2 separate regions of the Mus musculus genome follow, and region 2 is linked to region 1. A link is a loop called in an ENCODE intact Hi-C map of the cell type or tissue named here. Cell type or tissue: heart. All regions are shown on one strand. Links, peaks and the distances in the headings refer to the core of each region. The heading gives the core; the rest is flanking DNA. Region 1 holds the start of Exoc6b (exocyst complex component 6B). Region 2 holds the start of Spr (sepiapterin reductase).

What was found. Hi-C counts contacts between places; a loop is a spot of excess contacts. Peaks named below come from ENCODE experiments on the same cell type or tissue, not always from the same donor. Only the 100,000 strongest peaks of a DNase experiment are listed, where the experiment ranks them.
Region 2: it touches region 1 in a loop (4-fold over the local background); 2 of 42 quality-filtered maps call a loop at or near these places.

The regions. Positions count from the first base shown.
Region 1 is chr6:85,063,903-85,073,185 of GRCm38, reverse strand. It overlaps Exoc6b (exocyst complex component 6B), which reads left to right and starts at 3,673. Exons shown (of 22, transcript NM_177077.2): 1 at 3,673-3,890. The coding sequence starts at 3,781. In heart, for the core only: a CTCF peak has its summit at 3,660; a DNase peak (open chromatin) is centred at 3,705; H3K4me3 peaks cover 1,668 bases; H3K27ac peaks cover 866 bases.
Region 2 is chr6:85,131,770-85,141,052 of GRCm38, reverse strand. It overlaps Spr (sepiapterin reductase), which reads left to right and starts at 3,289. Exons shown (of 3, transcript NM_011467.2): 1 at 3,289-3,614; 2 at 3,940-4,230; 3 at 6,765-7,373. The coding sequence starts at 3,308. The coding sequence ends at 6,955. Gm10444 (a long non-coding RNA gene) reads right to left here and starts at 3,119. Exons shown (of 3, transcript XR_001785286.2): 1 at 2,626-3,119; 2 at 430-993. In heart, for the core only: CTCF peaks have their summits at 1,356 (motif pointing left), 3,538, 3,744 and 8,064 (motif pointing right); DNase peaks (open chromatin) are centred at 3,242, 3,652 and 4,042; H3K4me3 peaks cover 1,391 bases; H3K27ac peaks cover 1,298 bases.

The sequences.
Region 1 (9,283 bases), core at 469-8,468:
ACACTTTTTTGGGGGGAATTTTCTGGCTCTATTTTACCTCTATAATATTGTATGTATATGCAATCACATGTGTGATTTTTTTATTTGCTCTTTGGCAGCAGGCTCTCATATGGTACAGGCTACCTCTAACTTGTTCCTACCTCCCAAGAACTAGGATAAGAGGCATGTGCTATCATGCCCAGCTGCACATGAATATTTATTCTTTAAAAAAGGAGGTGGGGTGGAGAAATGGCTTAGCAGTTAAGAGCACTTGCTGTTCTTGCAGAGGACGTGGGTTTGATTCCCAGCACCCACATGGCAAGTCAAAACCATCTATAACTCCAGTTTTAGGGAATCCAGTGTTCTCTTCTGACCTCCAAGAGTACCAGACATATCCATGGTATACAGAAATGCATTTTAGATAAATGTTTACATCCATAAAATAAATCTAAAAAACAAAAACGAGTAGGGTCAGGCATGGTGGTGAATGCCTTTAATTCCAGCAGCGTTCAATAGGTCTCTGTGAGTTTGAGGCCAGCTTGGTATACCTAGTGTAAAGAACAAAATAGAAAATTTAAACGAGTGGGAACATAGTTTTGTGCCTTGTTTTTTCCACTCAAAACATGATTTGGAGATAAATTTATATCTATCAAGTATCTTTTTCTTTTTATATAAAGTTTTTTTTCTTAATTTTCTGAATATGAGTGCTTTGTCTGCATCTATGTAATGCACCCCTTGTGTGCTTGGTGCCTACAGAGGCCAGAAGAAGGCACTGGATTCCTTGGAACTGGAGTTTCAGATGGTTGTGAGTCATGATGTGAGTGCTGGGTCCTCTGCAAGAGTAGCCAGTGCTCTTAACTACTGAGCTATTTCTTCAACCCCACGCGCCTTTCCTTTTTAATCAACAGTTAATACAGTCCTATATCTGTGGCCCAAGTCATTTACTCTCAGCCTTCCCTTTGCTTCTTCAGAACCTTCTTTGACAAAAACCCTGTTCTCTGTTCATGTAATGTTCAACCTGCCTGCTCTCTAGTAAGCCTTCCAAGTCCTCCTTTATAATACACACACACACACACACACACACACACACACACACGCAAATAAAAAATACATTGCATTCTGGGGAGTTTATGAAATGCAAGTGACTGAATCAGTTTCTAGAGGTAAGCTCTCCAGTCTGTATTTAAAAATCAGAAATGTGTTTCTAGGTGCTTTTGATACATGGTCTGTTATATTAGTGGAACTTTAGGATAAAGCACAAATGCATTCACTCTGTGGCACAATTTTTCTCTAAGGTATATTACTGGCCTCATTTCCTTCCTCCTTTTCTTTTCTTTTCTTTTCTTTTCTTTTCTTTTCTTTTCTTTTCTTTTCTTTTCTTTTCTTTTCTTTTCTTTCTTCAGTAGGGTCTCACTCTACAGTCCAGGCTGGCATGGAACTCACCATGGAGTACACTAGTGTGTACTCCAACTCACAGTGATCCTCCTGTCTCACTCCTCCACTGGTGTTGAGATCTGCCTGGCTCTGCCTCCGGTGTGCTGGGATTAATGACATCTGGCTACTAAGGATGCTTGTAAAAGCTACAAGGCATCATATTTTTCATTCACCCCCAACTACACTTGATACAAATGCATGTATACATAGGAATATACAGCTTAAATGAAGTTAAGCCACTTGGGCTGACAATGTTCCCTTTAAGAGCCATAAACTACCTAATAAAAAAAAATCCAGTACTCGATACAAGAAGCCACCTTTTGAATTGTTGGTCAGGGTAGCCCAAGAGATTCCTGAAACAATACAGGCTATTGCCATTGCCCCTGGTTGCCAGAGGTTGAGGCTAAGTCTCTATTGCTGAAGACACTGTGCAGTTTGAACATAGGACCTAGAGCTGGATCTGCCCTGAAAACCTCTTCCCTGAGGACTAACTTTCATAGAACTAGAAGGTGCTATTCCAAGTACTAGTAGAGGGAGACAACCAACAGTCCTAAGAACTACAGCAACTACCAGCATAGTCAGAGATCCCCAAAGGCACAATAATGGCCATCATACTTTGGTTGTAACCAGAAGATGTCTAATTGCATTTAAAGCCCACTTGGCATGGGGGAAATCATTCCTGGTATTGGAAGCCTAGTAAACTAGCTGGGGCTAGTGTGGTTATGGATCTTAGAGGGGAACCTACTACTGCTACTGTAGTAAACCAGTATAATTGCTAATAGCATTCTAAATAACCTTATAACCACAGTTTAGGTGTGGCTCCCAACCTCACCAAAGAAGTTTCTTGCAACAGACAGTGACCATTCCAGAAAACCACAAACAGTCAGAATACAGAGAAGAACGACCATGGAGTTCTCAGTCCCAATGGTTACATCTACAACACAACTCCTGCACCCAAGACTCAGGAAACATTTCTGAAGAGAGGGTCAGAAAGATTTCAAAGCCAGAGGATCAGGAAATGTGCTGTGAGATTGTGTTTCCTAAAAACTACAGGGAAGATTCACCTATGAACTACAGGCAAGTAAAGGAGAGAGAGAGAGAGAAAGAGAGTCTTTCTCTATGGGAGCCCTCTATGCTGGTTATCCAATGCCAAGTGGCCAGCCTTGAAATCACATATATGCAACACTGAACAACTCAGTAGCTTGTAACTGTATATTTATGTGTAGACACACATCCACATCTTCACACACAATTAGAGAAGAGAAGGCCAGGATTTTGGGGTGGGAGGTGAGGGGTGCATAGGTAGACTGGAAGGAAGAAAAAGGAATGTAGAAAAACGATGTAATTTTATTTTAATAATAAAAAAAGGCCAAATGTGGTGGTAGATGTCTTTAAATACAGAACTTTGGAGGGCTGAGGCAGGTAGGTATCTGTGAGTTCAGGGCCAATCTTATCTACATAATGAATTTCAATTCTATCTAGGACTACATAATGGGACCTTTTCTCAAGAGAAAAAAAGAAAAGAAAAGAAAGCTGGTTGTGGTGGGTCTTGCTCATAGGAAATGATTAAGAGGTGGAGGCAGAAACAGCCAGTACTGAAAACATACATTCAAGTTACATTATACAAACTGAACATATTTAGGTATATATTTATATGCATATATGCATACAATAACAGTGAATAGAGGGGCCATGAATTTGAAGAGGAGTGGGGAAGGGGTATGTAGGAGGCTTTGAAGGGAGGAAAGGGAAAGGAGAAATCTTATAATTATATTATAATCTAAAAAAAAAAAAAAAAGAAGAAGAAGAAGTGGAAACAGGATGATCATGAGTGCAAGGCCAGCCTGGGCTTCATATTAGGGGCTGGAGAGAAGACTCAGCTGATAAACACTGAACACTGTGGTTCTTCCCTGCACCTACTAGTGACATCACAACCATCTGTAACTCCAGTCCCAGGTGATCTGACACCTTCTGCTGATTTCCTTGGGTACCATGCATACATGTAGTGCACAGATATACATACAAGCAAAATACACATAAACGATTTTAAAAAAATGTGCTGGGTTAGTACCACTGCCTGATTTGATGTCACTGTATACATGTGTCGTAAAGCTCTGCATCTATATCAAAGTAGAGGCAATTTGCGCAGATTCAGTGTGTGTGAATGGGCAGAATCCAGTTCAGCCTGACCCAGAGAACTACGAATCCCAGTGGGCTGCGCGCGACGCTCGCGGCCCGGCTGACGCCAGGGGGCGTGGCATCCGAGGGCGGGGTCGCGCTGCGGGGTGCTGGCCCAGCGGCCGCAGATCCTGGGCAGAGGGATCGTGGGGTACTCGCTGAGAGAGGGCCGCGCGGCAGCGCCCTGCGATGGAGCGGGCGAAGATGGCGGAGGAGAGCCTGGAGACGGCGGCGGAGCACGAGCGGATCCTGAGGGAGATCGAGAGCACAGACACGGCCTGCATCGGGCCCACGCTCAGGTACTGGGGCGGGGCCGGGTCGGCTGGAGCAGGCGGAGCGCGGCGGCTGGCTGTGGGGAGAGTCGCGGGTGTCCCGCGTCCTGGGCGAGGCCCTGCTGGGGAGCTACTCTGAGGAGAAAGGGTGAGGCGCGGCTCTACTGGGCCGCCGCTCCCTTTGGTTAGCTGCTCTTCAGTCAGGAGCAAGCGCCGGCTCTGCGCGCTGTGGAACTGCCCATCACAGGTCCTCCGAGAGCGTCCCGGTTTTCTCGGTCCTGGAGGAAGTGTCCTCCCACCTTCCCTCGCCTGAGAGCCCAGTTCGTGAGGACGACCCAGTCCAGGTGTAGTCTCAGGACCTTGCCACTACCTGGACATGCTCTGTGCTCCCTCCCCTGACACCTTCTCCGAGAGCTTCCACCTGCATTGCCCGTGGAGATGTCAGGACGTACCCGGCCTTTCTCGGCTTACTTACCTTGCACTTGTTACACAGAGCGTGAGGCATTGTGTGAGTTAATGTGCAAACACATCTATGGAAGCCGTTGAGCAATCCTACCGCTGGGGTACAGTTACCGTTCCCTCTGTATCAGACGAGATGCCTGGAAGAGGAGTGACTTATCCAAGGTCGCAGAGGAAGGGAAATGGGTTTCTTGTTCCCAGCTCAGACACTGCACTGAACACCCTGCCTTTCCGTCTTTTTAATTTTTTTGTGGTGTTGTGGATGGAACACAATGTCTTGCAGTGTGCCAGGCAAGCCCTCTTCAGCTGAACTGTGCACAGCCCACAGATTCTTCGCTACTTTTGTTCTGCCTTAGTTGCGGATTGCCATCTGCTGTACTTCCTGTTGAAAATTATTCAGCAAGCCCAATTTTGAACACCCCCCCCCTCAGTTTCCTGGTGTCCTAGAACTAGTTCCTTCCAATCCTTTCCTGTAGTACTTTCTGGTCTCTGTTCAGTACATGAGTTGAAAATCATCTTTACCCCTCCTTGTACAATATATATCAATGCGCCTCCCTCCATAGAGCATCACTAATCAGTGTTGGCATTTTCATGGGGAGAGTTGTCCCTGTCACGAGTGACCAAGACTGGGACTTTTACTTTTAGCTTCACTTGCACAGCATTCTTCTCCAGGCTCCATTTTTGGTGCCAAGCAAGTTTTCTCAGTGTCATTCCTGGAAATAACTGTCCTTAATAGTTTGTCTTTCCTCCCCTCTGCCCACCCCCACAACCCAGAGCCTTGGAATGCCACACAATGCTCTTCCACTGAATTGAACCCCATCTTTCCCCCTGCCCCAGGTGATTTTTAACTCCCGTTTCTTATTGTGCCAGTTCTTTCACAGAGTTGATTCCTTTTCCTCTGAATCAACATCATGACCATGATCTTGGTCGTGCTCCTCTCCTTTACTGTTTTCTTGTGGGAAAGGCCAGTGATTTACATTTCGTCGTAGTCCTTTCTAAAAGCCCAGTTGTCACTCACTAATATTCTCCTACATATGTTATTAGTGGCTATTACTATTTGGCTTTCAGTAACTAAAGTGATAGTAGAGTGACTGAAAATGTTATGTTAAGAAATTTGTCTGTTAAGTTGAGGGTTTAGAATCACCAGAATTTTAGGAAGAATTTCTTATCAGGACATGCTGTCTTGAGTTGCTTGTGGTTTCTGATTGCTGTTGTTTTATGTAATAAATAACTTTAATTTAGATTACTGTGATTTAGTGTGTTAACCCTCAGTGAAATAGTAGTACATTTTGTCTTTTATTTCTAGCATGGATATGTAGTTTCCCTTATTCCAGGCTGTCTTCATACTTGCTCTCTAGCTGAGGGTACCCTTGAACTTCTGATCTTCATCATACTTCCTAAGAGCTGGGATTATAGTTTAGCCTCATCAAGCTTAGTTTTATCACAGTCATGCTAGTGACTGAACAGGCTCGCTGCTGCCTGTCAGGTGAGCATTCGACCAACTGAGCTCTATGTCCAGCACCAGTAGTGTGTATTTGTATAAACTGAATTTTGCTGTTTAATTTTCTTGGCTTTAGTAATACATTGTAACTTAATCATGTTGGTATCTTGGCTTTAGTAATATATACATTATAATTTAAACATGTTACCTATTCTCCCCCAATTTTTTTCATTATTGTAACTGAATTCTTTTTCTTCTGGTTCTGTGTGTGTGAATTATGAAGTCTTTTACTTTATGAGGACATTGTTAGTAACAATAAAAAAGGTGCAGGAACTATTACATGACCCTATTAGGTCTAGTTGCTTTCTCTGGCTATAGTATTAGAAGTTTTGTATTAGGGCTGGAGAGATGGCTTAGTGGTTAAGAGCACAGACTGTTCTTCCTAAGGTCCTGAGTTCAAAGCCCAGCAACCACATGGCGGCTTACAACCATCTGTAATGAGATCTGACGTCCTCTGCTGGTGCATCTGAAGACAGCTACAGTGTTCTTAGATATAATAATAAATAAATCTTAAAAAAAGATGTGGATTAAACTTTTTTAACATTCATATGTGTATGTACATATGTATGTATGTGTTTGTGTACACACACATGCTGATGCCATAGCACACTCTGAAGGTCAGAGGAAACTTGCAGGGTATGTTCTTTTCTTCTATCATGTAAATTCTGAGGATTGATCTCAGGTTGCTAGGCTCTATAACAAGTGCCTTTCTTTACCTGCTGAACCAGAGACCTGCTGTTTCTGGCTCAAGGATTTGTGTTATTTATTTATTTATTTGTTTTTTGTTTTGTTTTTGTTTTTTGTTTTTTTTTTTGAGACAGGGTTTCTCTATTATGTAGCTCTCTGTTTGTCCTAGAACTTAGCAAATAGATCAGGCTGGCCTTGAAACTCATGGAGATCTGCCTGCCTCTACCTCTCCAGCTTCGATTAAAGGCACGCACCACAACCGTACATGGCTGAGAACTTCTTTTGAGGCTATGGCATAGAGACACAACCACAGTTAAACCCTTGGCTAAAGAGAGTCCTCCGCTCATGGAGGTTATCCTCAGTGCAGCTTGGGAAGGTTGCTTCTTGAGCAATGAAGAAGGAAGGGAACACCTGCCTAGCTAGCCATGTCAGCCCCGTCAGCCATAGTGATCAGTGGGGTTACAGATGTCACAAGCAGATTACCCTCACATCCCAAGTACTATTCATTCTGGTTTGAAATCAGTTATGAATATGAACAACAGCCTATATTTTCATTTTTCAAATTCCATGTCTGTATTTCTACTCTTTTAAAAATTATTTTATGTATGTTAGTGTTTTGCCTGCATGTATATCTGTTTGAGGGTGGCAAATCCCTTGGAACAGGTCCTGCAGATAGTTGTGAGCTGCTGTGTGGATACTAGGAATTGAACCTGGGTCCTCTGGAAGAGTAGGTAGTGCTCTCAAACGCTAAGCCATCTCTCCATCTTTTATACATCACATTTAACTAATAGTAGTCATTTCCTTATTTTGATTGATGGGTCAGAGCAATTAGCATTCACTCTAATTGTATCTAAATTTTTGTTTTTAAATTTTTAACTTGAATACTGACATATATTGCCATTTAAAAAGTATTTTTATAGCTGGGTGTGGAGGTTCATGCCTGCAATCTCAGCACTTAGGTGGTGGAGGCAGGAAGATTGGGAGCTCAGGGTCATGGTTGCCTACACAGCAAGTTTAAAACTAGCCAGGGGGATTTGAAATCCCATCTGAAAAAAGTAGCTTTGTTGAGCTATAATTCGTATAACATGATTTACATATTGTTTAGAACATGTGACTGAATGACGTGCAGTATATTCACAGAGTTGAGCAACAATGACCATAGTCTAATTTAGAACCGTTTTATCTTTTCCCAGAGAAACACATTCTGTAAGTCACTTTTCATTGTTTCCTCTCCTCCATGCCGTTCTTACTTCCCTCTTACTTTTTTTTGTTGTTGTTCAGGGGTGTCTTTGAACTTGTTATATGTAGTCTAGGATGACTTTGAATTCCAGACTCTTTTGCCTCCATCTCCTAAGTGCTGGGCTTACAGGGAGGCGTGCATCACCACACCCAGCTTCTTTCTTGCTTTCTCTATGAGTCTGGCTATTTTAGACATGTGGACATTTTGTGTAAACAGACTTATACAAGAATTATTATTTTTTGTTACTATGGTAATGTTCTCAAGGCTCATCCGTGCAGGTGCATATCTGTACTTCATTTCTTTCCATTGCTGAATAATACTCCATTTTACGGACATACTTTATGTCCATAAAATTTTATTTGATCATTAAATTGGTGCATATTTTGATCATTTCCATTTTGTAGTTGTTGTGAACAGTGACCTATGTTTTGTTTTCTGTGTGGACATATGTTTTCATTTCTGGAGATCAGAGCAAGCAAGCAGTTGGGGTCATTGTTTAGCTTCCCCAAGGCAGCTGCAGAGTGTTCCAAATGTCTAGTGGTATAAGGTCGATTTGGCCATCTGCTTGACTGATAGCCCTTTTGCTGAAGGCAATGAGAGCAAGGGAGGGTCTAGCAGCTGCCAATTAGGAAATCAGATTGCCCCATTCTCCAAGATTTTCACTTATTTATACAAAAATAGATATCAGAAGGATGTTTCATTTTTATCTTTGAGACAAGGTCTTTGGTAGCCTAGACTGGCCTTAAAATTGCCATATATTTGAGACTGCCCTTGAATTCCGGATATATTGCTGCCTCTAACTCCCTTGAGTAGGGACCAAAAGAATCTATCATTAATACTAATAATGAATTTTAGCAAGTTGGTAGTGTTTAACAGTTTGTAGCATCTGGCCAGACAAAGGAGGTCCTGTTATAAATTTTAATGTGAAAAAAATATATGAAAGTCTTTTAGTAGATTCCAATAAAGTCTGTCCTTGGTAGTCATTGAAGGGAAAGACATCATTCATTATAGATTATTTATTTTTATAACAGTAACCTCTTTAGTAATATTTTATATTTTAGTTATGATTGAAATCATTATTGTTGTGTGTGTATGGTATTTGTGGGGGTGCCTGCGTGCCATGGAGCCCTGTGGAATCAGGGTCATTGTGTGTGTGATGTGTATGGGGGTGCATCCACGCTATGGCGCTTGGGTGGAGATCGGGGGCAGCTTTATGGAATTCATTCTCCTTCCAATTCCGATATTGGGCTCAGGCCCTCAGGCTTTCAGCAAGTGCTCTTATACCCCCAAGACCATCTTGCTCATCTTTTTTAAAAAATATTTTAAAAATTACACTTTATCTATTTATTTTTGGGAGTGTGCCATAGTGTGTGGGCATATGAAGATCAGAGGACAACTTGTGTGAGTCCGTTCTCTTTTTCTACCAAGGGGATCCCAAGGATTGAACTCTAGTGTGTGGGAAGTGTCTTTGAAACCCACTGAATCATCTCACTGAGTCTAAGAATTTTATTTTATTTAATTTTTTAATTTTAT
Region 2 (9,283 bases), core at 404-8,403, 68 kb before region 1:
AATATGATATTGTCCTTCCTTTTTCTCATGCACACCATAATAAGGGAACAAAACTCCTTCCATTCCTGGGCTGCCTTGGAATGTCCGTGGAAGAAGTTGCATAGACACACTGTTTGCTCTTCCTGGCCCTCAATTGGCTGGGCTGCAAGTCAAGAGTGTGACATCTGCAGCCTGGGTGAGACTGAGTAGCACAAGAAGGCTGGGACAATGACTTCCTGTGCAAACAATACCTGCTTCCCATGTGAGGTCTGAGTTTATTCCCCCAGACTGCGAGGGGAGAGGCAGCATGCTGAATAAAGCTTGTCACCTAGAACTTTGACATGGAGACAGACATACCTCCCCTTTTTTTTATTTTTATTTTTTGAGACAGTCTTTCTATACTGAGCCCTGACTAACTCACTCTGTAGACCAGGCTTTCCCAGAACTCACCGAGATCCTCCTCTTCCTCCTGATTAAAGGCGTGTGCCACCATCATCCGGCTAGGCAGGTGCATTTCAACCTCAATGGCTTTGCAAAAGCCTGTGTCCAAAAGTCCAGGTGTCCAGCACCTGTGAAATGGCATTTGAGCCTGAAGTACATGTGTCGGCACACACTATGTATACATAAAGTTGAGCACACACATGCATGTGCACAAGGACACAGATTAAATATATCATGTGGGAGTGCACTTGCATTATCCTAAATATAGCGATGAAGTCCATGGTCGACTTCAGCCCCAGGTGGCCCTTTGCAAGGCCTGACCTCCTTTCTGCAGGAGCATCCTGGTAGGTAAGACTTAGAAGACTCAGGCAGGGTGATAATGCTGAGAACTCCAGGAAGTTCTTCCATGGATGCTGGATGGTTTGGGGGAGTCTCATTGCTACAGAGTAGGTTCCAATTGGTGGCCTGGCAATGAGATCCCAGCTTTGTCAACCCTGTGGGTCACCTGGATGTCTCACTTCCATGCAGCATGGGACCAGGCACCTCAGAGAAGCCAAGGCAGATGGCCCTGCACTGGGGCAAAAAGAAGGCCATGTGTATCAATTTCTAACATTAACAACCCCCCACCCCTTAATCATTGCATCTTTCTTATATATTGGAAGTAAAATCACATTGTTAAATGGGCTTTTTGTTATATTGTTTTGTTTTGATCCTCCTGAAATTACTGAAATTACAAGCAGCATCACCAAACTCTACCATTTTGTTTTATTGTTTAAAAGATGAAACTGGGGCTGGAGAGATATGGGAGTAGTTAAGAACAGCAGGCTACTCCTCAAGAGGATTGGTTTTAATTCCCACTAGCCACATAGCAGACTGTGTCTGCAGTCCCTGGGGAAGCAGAGGCCCTCTTCTGGCCACCACTTTGCATTGCACACATGTCGTGCACAGACATACATGCAGGCTAAAACCCATATACATAAAAAACAAACAAACAAACAAATAAAAAGATGTTAAAAAGATACTTAAAAAAAAAGAGATATAAGGCCTGAAGAGATGGCTCAGCGGTTAAGAGCACTGACTGCTCTTCCAGAGGTCCTGAGTTCAATTCCCAGCAACCACATGGTGGCTCATAGCCATCTGTAATGGGATCTGATACCCTCTTCTGGTATGTCTGAAGAAAGGGACAGTGTACTCACATACATTAAATAAATAAATGATTTTTTTTAAAGGAGAGATGTAAACAGGACCCTGTATGCTTACTTTGGTTTAAAAAAATTCTTCTTTTCCTGGCTTTGTCTGTATGTCTGTGTGTGCTTATTCCTTTGTCAGTGGATGAGTTGGAGGTGGAGGCCAGAGGACAATGTGTATAGTTCTTTATGCCTGTCCATCTTTCAAAAAGTTTTGCTTTTGTTTTTTGTTTTTTAATTTTGTTTTTTGTTTTTGAGACAGCGTTTCTCATTGTGTAGCCCTGCCTGGCCTGGAACTCACTCTGTAGACCAGACTGGCCTCAAGCTCGGAGTCTCCTACTGCTGTATCCAGACTGCTGGGATTAAAGGTTTCATTGCAGCCACGTGGCTCAGAAAGGGTTTCATTGTGTAGCCCTGGCTGTCTGTCCTAGAACTGGCTTTGTAAACCAGGCTGATGCAAACTTACAGAAATCCTCCTGCCTCTGCCTCTACCTCCTGTGTGCTAGGAGCACCACCATTGCCTGGTCACACTTAGTGTTTTTAATGTCGGTTCTGGGGTTCAAACTCAGCATGATGGCCTTGAACTCACTATGTCTGTTGAAGATCCTTCAACTACTTTGGAAATAAGATAACAAATCCAATAGATTAGTGGTAAGTAAGTAGTTTTAAATATACAGTTCTGCTGAAAGGGAACTTTGGCATAGAGAAAAGGCATTAATGACGTGTTGATTTGGCACAAGACAGTGTTTTTTAAAAACCTATAGAGAGACATTCCGGCTCTCTTCTCATATAGGCCTACAGGATTTGCATCGCTCTAGGTCCCCTATTTCGTTGGCCTAGGACAAAAGCCTCATTCAATTTAAAAAAAAAAAATTGGAACTTGAGAATGGCCCCTACTGATTGCTGGTTTCCCAATCTGACCAGGCTAAGTGACTAGTCCTACCACTTGAACTTTCTGAAACAAAGAGGAGCTAGCCGCTGGCCTGCCTGCCTGTAATTCCGATGGACTCTAGCTCACCTCAGACTAAAAATGGATCAAAGCAATCTCTATGTCTTTCTCTGCTGTCCTCCTCAGACATCTCCAGAGAGCTGGGATATTTTTCTTTCCCATTTGAGATTATGAAGTTGTTTCTAGAGTGCATGACGCAGGTTGAAGGATAAGTACACAGGTCCCAAGGAACCAAGCGTTTTCACTGACGGTGATGAGTCTTGTTCGTGAGATTGTTGTGATTCTCAGCCTTTCTCTTCCCCTGTGTGTGCTCTTCATTTTCTGGTTCTGTCTGCCTAGCACCTCCTGGGGAAGCTGCTGTGCTTTTCCAGAGAAGGCTTCTGTTAATCAGAGTGCAAAGGGACCACAAGCTCTACACACTTCATCCAAGGCTGTCACTGGTCTCTAACTGGTATGTCCTGTATGGATAAAGACAAACCTTAACCCTGGAGGAGGAAGCTGATCCTGGAACAGGGTGGAAATTGAGAACGCGCCTCTCAGAAAGGGGCTGAGTTTGTGGGAGTGGCGCTCAAGGGGAACCCGGAAGCGCTGGGAAGGGGATTAGGATTTCCTGCCGAGGCCCGGCTGCCTGGCTTTTTTTTCCCCCGCCCAAACACCAGTGGATTCTGGCCCGAACTTCCGCCGTCCCAAGCCAAGAATAGGCTCCGCCCCGTCCTGGTTCAGTAGCTGCGCATGAGTCTGAGTTCCAGGCATGGAGGCAGGCGGGCTGGGCTGCGCTGTGTGCGTGTTGACCGGGGCCTCCCGGGGCTTTGGTCGCGCCCTGGCCCCGCAGCTGGCCCGGTTGCTGTCTCCCGGTTCCGTGATGCTCGTAAGCGCACGCAGTGAGTCGATGCTGCGGCAACTGAAGGAGGAGCTGGGCGCTCAGCAGCCTGACCTGAAAGTGGTGCTGGCAGCCGCCGATCTGGGCACCGAGGCTGGCGTGCAGCGGTTGCTGAGCGCAGTACGCGAGCTCCCGAGGCCCGAGGGGCTGCAGCGCCTGCTGCTCATCAACAACGCAGGTGAGAGTCCCGTCCAGACCCCGGCTGCGAGCTCTTACCTCATAGGCTTTTGGGTAGGTGAAGGGCAAGTCCCTAAAAGTCCAAAGTCCAAGAGGAGGGAGGGTGTATCAGTGTCACTACGGGGCGACAGTGCCTCCTGGCGGATGTGTGAGTCAAGACTTTTTGAACAAATCACTCTGCTTTACTACAGTATTCTTTGCTTGCATTAGGGGTGTCTGCAGAGCTGGGGCAGAGAGATAGCCTATGAGGAGGAACTGTGGAAGGCTGAGGGAGAAGAGTGCCCCAGTTGTGTCATTTCTTTGGTCCCGTTTTTTTTTTTTTTCAGCCACTCTTGGGGATGTTTCCAAAGGCTTCCTCAACGTGAATGACCTAGCTGAGGTGAACAACTACTGGGCTCTGAACCTGACCTCCATGCTCTGTTTGACTTCCGGCACCTTGAATGCCTTCCAGGATAGCCCTGGCCTGAGCAAGACTGTGGTTAACATCTCATCTCTGTGTGCCCTGCAGCCCTACAAAGGCTGGGGTCTGTACTGTGCGGGGAAGGCTGCCCGAGACATGCTCTACCAGGTCCTGGCTGCTGAGGAACCGAGTGTGCGGGTGCTGAGCTATGCTCCAGGTAGGTGGGTGCTCCTGACAGTGCTGTCCCTAGACTTAGCTGGTACCTTTCTGGGGGCTAGGCAAGGAGGGGAACCTGATCTATATTCTCCATAAAGAATCCAAAGACACCTTATATGCCCCAGTATAGGGGAATGCCAGGGCCAAGAAGCAGGAGTGGGTGGGTAGGGGAGCAGGGCGGAGGGAGGGTATAGGGAACTTTCGGGATAGCATTTGAAATGTGTATAAAGAAAATATCTAATAAAAAATAAATTTAAAAAATGTGACACACACACACACACAAAGAATCCAAAGACTATCGGGCCCCTACTACCTCTGGTAATGACTCCTCACTTCGTAAGAAAAATACAGACTCCCAAGACGTTGGAGCAGTCAGGGGCCGAGGTACTCAGCCTCAGGACTTGTCCGATTAGCAGGTGGGATAAACATCCAGACACATAAAATGCATTAAGACTAAAACTGAAAAAAACAAAATGCCTTTATATGTTCAGCTGTCTGCTTTTGTCCCTCAAGGGACACATACTGTTCCTCCATGTGTGCCCGACACCCAATAAAGCTGTATGGAGGATGGACACATGGAATGTTCAAAGACAAGCAAAGAGATAGTGGTGAGTGGTGAGCACCTCAGGCTGAGCCGTGCTGGACGCTGAGTGGAATGCAGAGGGTGCTAGCATGGAGAAGACAGGGCCGCTGTTCTTATGGACATTTAGGGTACGAGGACTTCTGAGACCTTGTCTTGTCCCTCTAGCCTATTAAGATGCCACTGTGCCTTTCTTCTAAACTTGTGATTTCTGCTTAAAAGGTAGCAACATGTAATAGAATGAGCAGCTAAGGGGTGAGATCCAATTGTCTGTACCTCTTTGGACTAGGACAGGATTCTGGAGACACAGGCAAAATGGTCTGTCTAACGCTGGAGGGAGGCAGGACCAGGATCCAAGTTTGCCTCTAACTTCTTGATCTATACTATGTTTCCTCATCTCATGTAGCACCTGCCCTATGCACACATGCAAGATATTTCTTGTTCCAATATCCAGCTCACCTGCTCTGAGCTCAGCCTAGGCGCCTTCAGACAGCAGCGATCACGTGTAAACCACAGCCAGGAGGGGAGCCAGTTCCAGAAGGGCCCAGAGCTAAGTTAGCTCTCTGGAGGCTGCCTCAGTTTTCATGGAGGAACTGAGAACCTCCCCCTGAGCCTGGAGACAACAGGGCCAGCCTAGTTCTCATTTCAGTCTCTGGAAGAATCTTCTAACAGGTTACAAAGATGGAGATGTCTGTTAGGAAAGAGAGCAAGCCTCTGCCCAGTGGTGCTCAAGGAGATAAAACGGGGCAAGGCAGAACAGCTGAGAACTGAGCAGAAGCTCAAAGCCAGCCCTGAGGACACAGCAAGTCAGAGCCTGCACGGGCTCCAAGAGAGTCTCAAAACACAAGAGAGCGAGAGGAACAGGGGAGGGTCTGGCTGAAGGACTTCCAAATGTTAGCCAAGTGCTCTTCCAGGCCTTGTGATTTTTCTGCCCCTAAAACGCCATTAAATTTTGGGAGGTTTCACAATTCCATAAGCAAACAGGAGACATTTTCCAGAAATGCAAGTAAGAGTGACAAAGCTTGTTAGAAAGTGACAGGTCTGTCTCTCTCTCTCTCTCTCTCTCTCTCTCTCTCTCTCTCTCTCTCCCTCCCTCCCACCCCGGCTCACTCCCTCTGTGTGTGTTGTGTGTGTGTGTGTGTGTGTGTGTGTGTGTGTGTGTTTTGCTTGAACAGTGGTTATCACATGTATGCAGTACCTGCACAGGCCAGATGAGGACAACACATCGTGTTTAACTGGAGTCACAAATACTTGTCAGTTGCCTAGTTGGGACTGGGACTCAAACCCCAGTTCTCTGCAAGAACAGGAGCTGCTCTTAGCAGGGAGCCGTCTATCTCTCTATCCCATACACTCAGCTTTTTACTGGGGATTTGAACTCAGGTCCTCAGGCTTGTACAGGAAGCACTAGAGCAACTAAGCAGCCCATCCAGGGGTTTGGGGAAGCTCTGCAGGCCCAGAAAAGTGCAGCCAGATGAATTTATCAGAAGTCTAAGAGGAGGTCTTGAAGTAAGGAGAAAACCAAGGTTGTGACACGCACCTAACTGCTTGTCAGGGTTTGAAGATGCTGAAGGTCTCACCTGCCCCCTGGTTGGCTGTAGGTGGAGTGGGGAACCTGCAAGGTTACCTATCTGTTAGTACAATGGGAAGTCAGCAAGCGGTGTTACCTAGACAACAGAGGATGACTTGATTTTACACAATGCTTAATAGACTTAGCTTTGAACCCAAAGCTCAGTCATAACGTGGTATGGCAGTCCTCACCTGCAGTCCAAGCACTGGAGGACTAAAGTAGGAGGGTCCCCAAGTTCAAGAATACAGAGAGAAAACATAACTGAAAAAAAGAAAGACGTTTAACAGGCAACGTGGTAGAGCCTTGGCCAGTCCTGACTCGGCTCTACCATTCACACACAGCAGGGACCTACAACCTCTGCTCCTGTCTTGTGCCTTCCACCCACCAGGTCCCCTGGACAATGACATGCAGCAGTTGGCTCGGGAAACCTCCAAGGACCCAGAGTTAAGGAGCAAACTGCAGAAGTTGAAGTCGGATGGGGCGCTGGTGGACTGTGGGACTTCAGCCCAGAAACTGCTGGGCTTGCTGCAAAAGGACACCTTCCAGTCTGGAGCCCATGTGGACTTCTATGACTGTTAAGCTCATGTCCTGTCACAGTGGCCCCCTTCTCCCCCCCCCCCCAAGCCCTGCCTAACACACATATAAGCCCTTCAACCCAGCCAGCAGCGAGCGGTGGGCACTGCCAGTCCTCGGAAGGCTTCTGCAGAGGCTTGGGAGCGAGCTGATGTGCACTGGAGTTCTCTGTCCCCTGGAAGAGTGCTTTAGAGGTGGGAAGAGCAGGAGAAGCAGAAACACTGGACGGATGAGGTTGAGGCTCTTGTTTGTGGTCAGTCTGTGGGGTGAGGAGGGTGGGCTCTGATGCACAGAGAGGACGGAGGGCATCACGTCTGGATGGATGCTCCTTGAACTTCATTTGTTTGTTGTACTGCCTGCATCCTGTGGTGTTCACTGGTCTTCCCTTGACTCTGGTCCAAATACATAGTTATGAGGCAGATGCAATAGAGTGTGCGTTGTCCTTCATGAATACCTGCTAACCTCTTCTAACAGGCCCAGGAATGACCCTGGTTCTTCAGACAAGAACTTTACTGCTCTTATTTTTCAGAGCGAAGGCAGAGAGCTGTCTGCCTTCTTTCATCCAGGTCCACATAGTGGTAGGCACAGGTCCAAAGTCATCAAGATGGATGTCCCGGAAGACCTGTGCCCTTCTCACGCTTCTGTCCACACTGACCCACCTGGGCTGACATTTCCCTGAGGGTCCTAGAACCCAGTCAGTGACAATCGATCCTCAGTGCCCAGCACACAGCAGACAGTGCTGACCAGTGAGGGCTGCTTTGATAGCCACTTCACACCCTGCCCACATGGCGGTACTATGAAAAGGTCCCAGCTCCCATGACAAGCCCTCTTGGCACTGTCCCTGTGGCCCTTGGCCTGCTGTGGTACAGACTTAGAACCAACAGGCCTTCAGGAAAGGATAGATGGGATCCATGAAGGACGTGCTGAGGGCTCTGGTTCTTGTGCAGTCCACAGTCATGGGTTGGACACTCAGTGGGACTGGTCTGCAGACAGCCTCTTGGCACACTTGACAAGGGCCATACAGTCCCCAGCCATCAAAAACAAACAACAAAATGACAGCCCTGCTCTGCATCTGCTTGTTAAAAGAACCCACCGACTCTCCCTGTGCCCAGCAGAGGGCGGACTGGGGCTATGCAACCTGGAAAGGTGGGGCCTGTCCTTCCTTCAGGCTATGCCTCTATTGTGCAGGTCCTGCAGGATTCCCCAAGGTGGAAGGGGTTAGGTGACTTCTATCCCCTTTCCCAGTGGAGTCTCTGGAATGGTAATGGCTGAGTTCAGACCCCTGGGCTGCTGCTTACAAGCTGTAACCCACAGCTCTGTGCCTCTGAAAAGACTGATCCTTACAGCACACTTAATTAAATCATAGCTCCCATCCCAAAGGGTCATCATGAGTGCAGAGTAGGCTGGTGTTTTGTGTTTGGCACTGAATGCCCCAGGGTTGATAAAACCCAGTTGTTGCCTCTTTTATTTTTGGCAAGGCCTCTTGTAGCTAAGGCTGCCCTCAAACTGTAAAATGACCCTGAGCTTCTGATCCTCCTGCGTCCACCCAAGGGCAGGGATTGTAGGCATGCACAGCCATGCCTAGGTTTATGCAGTGGTGGGGATGGAGGCCAGTCCTTCATGCATGGGTAAACACTTCCAACTGAGCTACACTACCACCTCCACTACTGCCTTGTGACATCACACACAGCCTTCTAAGGGACCAGGTGCCCTGCCCTTGCTGCCCTGTAGCAAGATCTCTCACACACTGCACTGCTCCTGTGTCAGCGTCTTCAAGGGGACCGAGGTTCCATCTGGATAGCTTCTCTCAGACCAGTAGGAGAACACATAAGATTCCAGAGCCTAGACATTCCCATGCTTGTCTTGAGCAGGTCCCCACCCTTCTCTGAACTTCTGTTTCCTTATGACAAAGAAATCCCTGTTTTGTTTTGTTTCATTCTTTTTTTTCTGCAAACCTCTGTTCCAGAACGGCCCTGCTGCATAGGGGATTGGTATTGCATTGTCTTCTGCAAGTAGGTGGGTTAATCTAGGGTGGCCTTCTGTCCTGGAGGCACATGAGTTCCTCCAAGGCTTCTTGCTTTTTCGGGGGGGGGGGTGGTGGTGGGGGGTTAAGTGGAGCATCGAGCACCAGCCCAAAACCTACTAGGATCATCCTACCTTTCCCTATGACAGCAGGAGTTCAGAGGGGTGTACCACACGTCTCCACAAGGTGGCGGACTTTCTCACATCTTCTGAATGCAGAGACTTCAGCATGTTCTATCCTCAGGGAGACCAAGGGATTGAAGGAGGTCAGAAAGGGATAGAGTGACTCTTCTTAGGAGGCCCCAGGGCCCC